2 separate regions of the Homo sapiens genome follow, and region 2 is linked to region 1. A link is a loop called in an ENCODE intact Hi-C map of the cell type or tissue named here. Cell type or tissue: Caco-2. All regions are shown on one strand. Links, peaks and the distances in the headings refer to the core of each region. The heading gives the core; the rest is flanking DNA.

What was found. Hi-C counts contacts between places; a loop is a spot of excess contacts. Peaks named below come from ENCODE experiments on the same cell type or tissue, not always from the same donor. Only the 100,000 strongest peaks of a DNase experiment are listed, where the experiment ranks them.
Region 2: it touches region 1 in a loop (4-fold over the local background); 2 of 110 quality-filtered maps call a loop at or near these places.

Annotation. Positions count from the first base shown.
Region 1 is chr5:94,094,069-94,096,875 of GRCh38, reverse strand. The region is part of intron 1 of ARB2A (ARB2 cotranscriptional regulator A); the gene reads left to right. Among named protein-coding and RNA genes, the nearest start is that of ARB2A, 16 kb to the left of the region's middle. In Caco-2, for the core only: no CTCF peak of the experiment used is centred there; a DNase peak (open chromatin) is centred at 1,655.
Region 2 is chr5:93,898,009-93,900,815 of GRCh38, reverse strand. The region is part of intron 6 of ARB2A (ARB2 cotranscriptional regulator A); the gene reads left to right. Among named protein-coding and RNA genes, the nearest start is that of POU5F2, 160 kb to the right of the region's middle. In Caco-2, for the core only: a CTCF peak has its summit at 1,609; no DNase peak of the experiment used is centred there.

The sequences.
Region 1 (2,807 bases), core at 182-2,681:
GAAATGAATCCTGGTGCTCAGTAACCCTGTGTTGAGTTCCCAGCTTCCTCCTCCTTCAGCCCAGGGTCTGCGTCCTTTCTCTGTTCACTCTCAATGCCTTCCTCCCAAAGATTTGCTTGAAGTTTACTGGTGATCTTGATGGTCTGTTCTCTCGATGGGAGAAGCTCTTCCTCCCTCCTTTTAGCTGGCCATCGTGGCTCTTCTTTCTCTGTATATTTATTTAATCATCGTCTAGATTGATAATGGACCAAGCTTTGCTTTGCTTAGAAGTTAAAGAGGTGCTAACAAGACTAAGACTGTGGATTTGGGCCCTTGTAAGGCCCTTTAATGGCTCTTTATAGGGATGATTATAACCACCAGTGTAACTACTAGCTACTTGGGATATAGCTAGTATTCCTATTCCCTGCCAATCTTATTGCCATCATATGTAATCAAGTATAAGAAAACAGTAGAAAAGATACTTGTAGCTCAGGAGACACACTATTTGTATTAAAAAAGAACAGTTCAGAGTAAATATCCAAGTTAATGAAGGCATACAAGTGATACCCCTTTCCTCTACAAAGCATAGCTTAGTTTTATGTGCTTGTATAAAATGTGGAGCAAGCTACAATTGTGACCAAGAGTATAATCTAAGATGAGGCAAGTAAAAAATGTGAAAAGATTGATGGTTAGATTAGATGCTCTCTTGATTTGAATTACCCATTCTTCTTGATATCATCATTTTTGCCTGTACTATGGAAATGACTCTGGAATTAAGTAGTTTGGAATTTTGTTAATAATCTTGATCCATTTGGTTTAATACACTCTGCTGTAATTGGAATACTTTGATTAAATGGTCATATCTGAGAATTGATGGGAAGAAAGGTCAGATCAGGCTGGTAGAGGATGTTGGGATAGAAAAGAAAGGATTTCTTTCAGTAGGGATTGGCTGAACGGGGATAAGACTCTGGTCTCAGAAGAGATGGAGAGCGGGAGAGATAAATGAGCAGGGAAAGGCCTAAGGTCTAGATAAGGGAAAAAAAACAGATTCTCAGTTATTCGAATCAGTAATAGATGTATACCTAGTGATAAGGCAATCTAGACTTCATATTTGAGGATATTAACCTTCTGGTTGGGTGTCTACTACGAAGGTAAGACTTTAGTATAATGTTTTGTATTATGATAGATGGAAGTATGTATAGGATACTATGGGAGTGTTGTAAAGCTTTTCCTGGAGTTGGAGAAAATTATCCCTAAGTTGAGAACTTAAGGATGGATCATTTAAAATAAAGCAGAAAGACATTCTAGATAGAAGAAATAGCTATTAGCAGTCTAATGTTTGTAAAAACTAAAAGGAATTTGCAATTAGTAGAGGAAAAAATTTGATTGTAGTGAGAGATGGAGTTGAAGAAGGAAATAGGAGCCATGTCATGGCTATCTGTGTGTGCATAAGCGGTGGGCAGAGAAGGCTTGTATAGTTTGCTGAGGAGCTTGGACTTGCCTCTGTAAGCAGTAGGAACTATTGAATGGTTACTCTTATCTCGATTTAGTAAAAAACATAATCTTGCCCAAACAGAAGTCTGGCCTTTGCCCTCACTTTACGGATGATAATGCCTTGGGCCACACTAATGGTATGATTGAGGATCAGGGCTGGCTGTGTCTATTACAGTCTTTGGGTGGGGGCTGCCCATGCCAGAAATACTAACTATGTGACTTAGGGTGGGGCTTTTGGTCAAGTGATATCAGTTAACCTGGAGGCTGACCTCAACCATGTGGGCAGTCAATTAGTCATTCATGCCTAAGTAACAGAGTCCCAAGAAAAACTCTGAACACTCTGTCTTCTGTGAGCCTTCCTAGTTGGCCATACTCTGTGTGTATTGTTAAACAGAAAGCAGGAGAATGACGTGATCATGACGTCATGGGGAGAGGACAATGGCAGTTCCATGTTTGGTACCCTCCTAGTCTCTGTCTTATGTGCACCTTTTCTTTGCTCCTGTTAATCTATATCCTTTCCCTGTAATAAACTGTAACTGGGAATATAATAGCTTTCAGTGAGTTCTGTGAGTCTTTCCAGCAAATTATGGAAACTGAGAATGGTTTTGGGAATCCTCTGAACTTACAATGGTGTGAGAAGTGGGGTAGTTTCTTTTGTGGACTGTTCTGTCTGTCTCTCTAGGTGCAAAAAACCCTTTGCATCATCTTTCTCTGCTTCTTTCTTTCTCTAATTTGGGACAAAATTGGCTTTTCTATTTGAAAGCAGGGATAAACATACCACATTGTTGAAGTAATGCATCTTCTAAGATGAGAGGATATTGGGGAAAATATCAAGACTATTATAATACGAATGTCCCTAAACATATTACAGTCCCCTGATACTTTCCTTTCTAATTGCTATTGACTGAATTATGTCCCTCCAATTTGTATGTTGAAACCCTAACCCCAATATGATTGCATTTGGAGTAAGCAAGTAATTAAGGTTAAATGAGGTCATAGGATGGGACCTTGGTCCCATAGGATTAGTGTCTTCGTAAGAAGAGACACCAGAGAGGCCATTCTCCTGGTCACTTTCTCTTTACCATGTAAGGACATGGTGAGAAAGCAAAAATCTGCAAACCAGGAAAAGAGCGCTTATCAGAAACCAACCAACCCTGCTGGACCTTGATGTAGGACTTCTAGCCTCAAGAGCTGTGAGAAAATAAATTTATCTTGTTTAAGCAACCCAGTCTATGCAGTTTTGTTATGGCAGCCTGACTAGACTAATACAAATTGTAATACCATGAATTGGGATGTTGCTCTACCAAATACCTTAAAATGTACATGTGGCTTTG
Region 2 (2,807 bases), core at 96-2,595, 200 kb after region 1:
TATACTATTGCTCAATTTTGCTTCTTGAGTTTTACTGGTTTATTTTAGTTTTATGGCTGATAAACTTATGTGAATATTGTTTGTCTGTACTTCTCCACTGAAAAAAATGCTTAAAGTTATTGTACTCTAAAACCACTAGATACTGTACCATTTATTTATCTTATAGTAGAATCACATATTACCTTTTTTTTTTTTTTTTTTTGAGACAGCGTCTCACTCTGTCGCCCAGGCTGGAGTGCAGTGGCATGATCTTGACTCACTGCAACCTCTGCCTCATGGGTTCAAGCGATTCTCTTTAAGCCTCAGCCTCCTGAGTAGCTGGGACCACAGGTGCGCACCACCAAGCCTGGCTAATTTTTGTATTTTTCGTAGAGACGGGGTTTCACCGTGTTGGTCAGGCTGGTCTCGAACTCCTGACCTTGTGATCCACCCACCTCAGCCTCCCAAAGTGCTGGGATTACAGGCGTGAGCCACCCCTCCCAGCCCATGTATCACATTCTTATCTTTAAGTGTGGAATTTACTTTGTTTACTTTTTATTTTTACCTTAATACTTTATTAGATATTATCTGAGCAAAGAGCCTTCCTCAAATTAAAAAAGACCCAAAATAGTATTTTTTGTTTTTCAAAATAATACTCTTTGAAAAAGTATTTATGTTACTTTCAAGCCTAATGCCATGTTCTACACATAGTAGCAATTCAGAAACTACTTGATTAATTGATTTATGGATTCCTGAAAGAGTTGTCCATATTAGTTTGATTTTTTTAATCACTAAGTATATGTCATCAGCTACCTAGCATTCATTGAAGTAATCACATTATGCCTTTGTCAATATTTCTATTATCACTTGAATGGTTTCTTTCTGTTAGAGCCAATTAGTGTATCTAAACAACATTTATTGAATATAGAAAAATGTTTGTGCTAATATTTACTTTTTTCCCAAACTAGTTTTGTTGTTTTCAAGTACTCCATAGGCACCAAAAAGTACAAGTAAAGAATTATATGCATGTCATTAAAACTATTACTACTGGCATAATCTACTATGTGACATTTAACCGGCTTCTTCTGTTTAACCTAGTAATAATCATGTGATTAAACTATCCTAATCACCCATCAATAGGGACATAGTTTAATCCATGTGCTTACAGTCTAACTGTTAAAGAACATTGTCCTAATCTCTTAAGTAACTTTATAGATATTTCTAAAGTTGATCGGGAGACTCCTGTTCCCCTCTTATGTCCTTCACTTTTTGCCACTGTTTTCAAATGCAAACTAAAAGCAAAAAATCTTGTTCTGCCTATAATAGCCACTTTTAAATTCAACTCAGGAAAATGACTACATAATCAAAATTTTTTTTAAGCCTAAACCCTTGCTGCTTTTTTCTTCCATTAATATATAGGGAAACTTGATCACCAGAACGAAAAAGAACTTTTACAGACAAGGGTTTCCTATTTTAGTGATCTTATTTTAGGATCTTCTTAGAAGACCACCTGAAACACATCATGCATACTGCTCTAAGCTGTCATTTTAGCAATGTGACAGAGTTTGTAGGTAGATGAGCTGCTCTTTAGCTAATGGATACCAAATGTTTCTAATTTCACCTTTTAAAATATATCTGACCCCTAGGGGTGACATATGGTCATTACAGAGTTAATGCCAGAAGTGCCATCTATATATATGTGCTATGGAATCATGATTTTTGTCACTTGAGAATTCAAAAGCAGCAGCAAATCATTATAATTAAAATTAGGAACTATTTACCATAAGCTAAAACTAATAAACATTATGTAGCATGTTATATTGGTCAATGGTGTGAGCTCTAGAGTCCAACTAGACTCTGATCCCATTTCTACCATTTATTTACTGTGTTAACAGCTGTAAGATAAGGATATGAACAATATCTGTCTGCAGGGTTTTAGGAATGATTAAGTGAGATGATACATGTGAAGTGCTTTATGTACATGTCACATGGTAAGCAATCAGTAAGTGCTAGCTATTGTTATTATTTACAAATTTTTATTCTTGAGCCATGTATTAAACTTTCTAACGGCTGTGCAGATTATATAATTTCTCACTGGCTTTCAGACCTGCCTTAAGCCAATCATATCATTTTTTGTGTATGTATGTTGTTAAAATTACTTGAGAATAGTTCCCATATTGACTCAGAAGAAAGGTGACCAAATGAATATCTTTTACTTAGCAATTTGGTTGATTTCGAGCTTTCTTACTGTACATAACATGGACAATTGGTCGTTTTCACTCTGTATGTCACTAAAGAGGTTTATCACTGCTAAGAGCTGCCACTACCCAAAATTAAGTTAAGCCTCAGAAAAGTGAGAAGGAAGGTTGAGAATGAAAGAGAATAGGGGTAAGAGTACATCAAACAAAAGAAGATACAGAAAGAAAGGTGCATGTGAGGAGCAGGAGAGTACCATATGTGTATGTCACTTGTGCTATGGGTAATGGAAACAGTCATGCTTAAGGTTTGGCTCTGAGAATTGTTAAATAATTTACACAGACAAAACAAAACAAAACAAAACAAAAAGATAGTAAGGAAAATCCAGGAAGATCATGCATAAAAGACAATGATGAAGAAAATAAAAGTATCTAAAAGAACATACTTCAGTTGAAAGAATATACTCAGATTATAAGAAATCGTATGTCTCATTTTGGACATACTAGTATTCATCTTATGATGAGAATCCTTAAAATTGTCAGGGGTAGGAGATGGGTGTTCATCTTTGGAGGACATAGATTCCAAAGCAGTATTTCAGATCACGGAAGCTTCCTAATTGCTAGAATGACCTG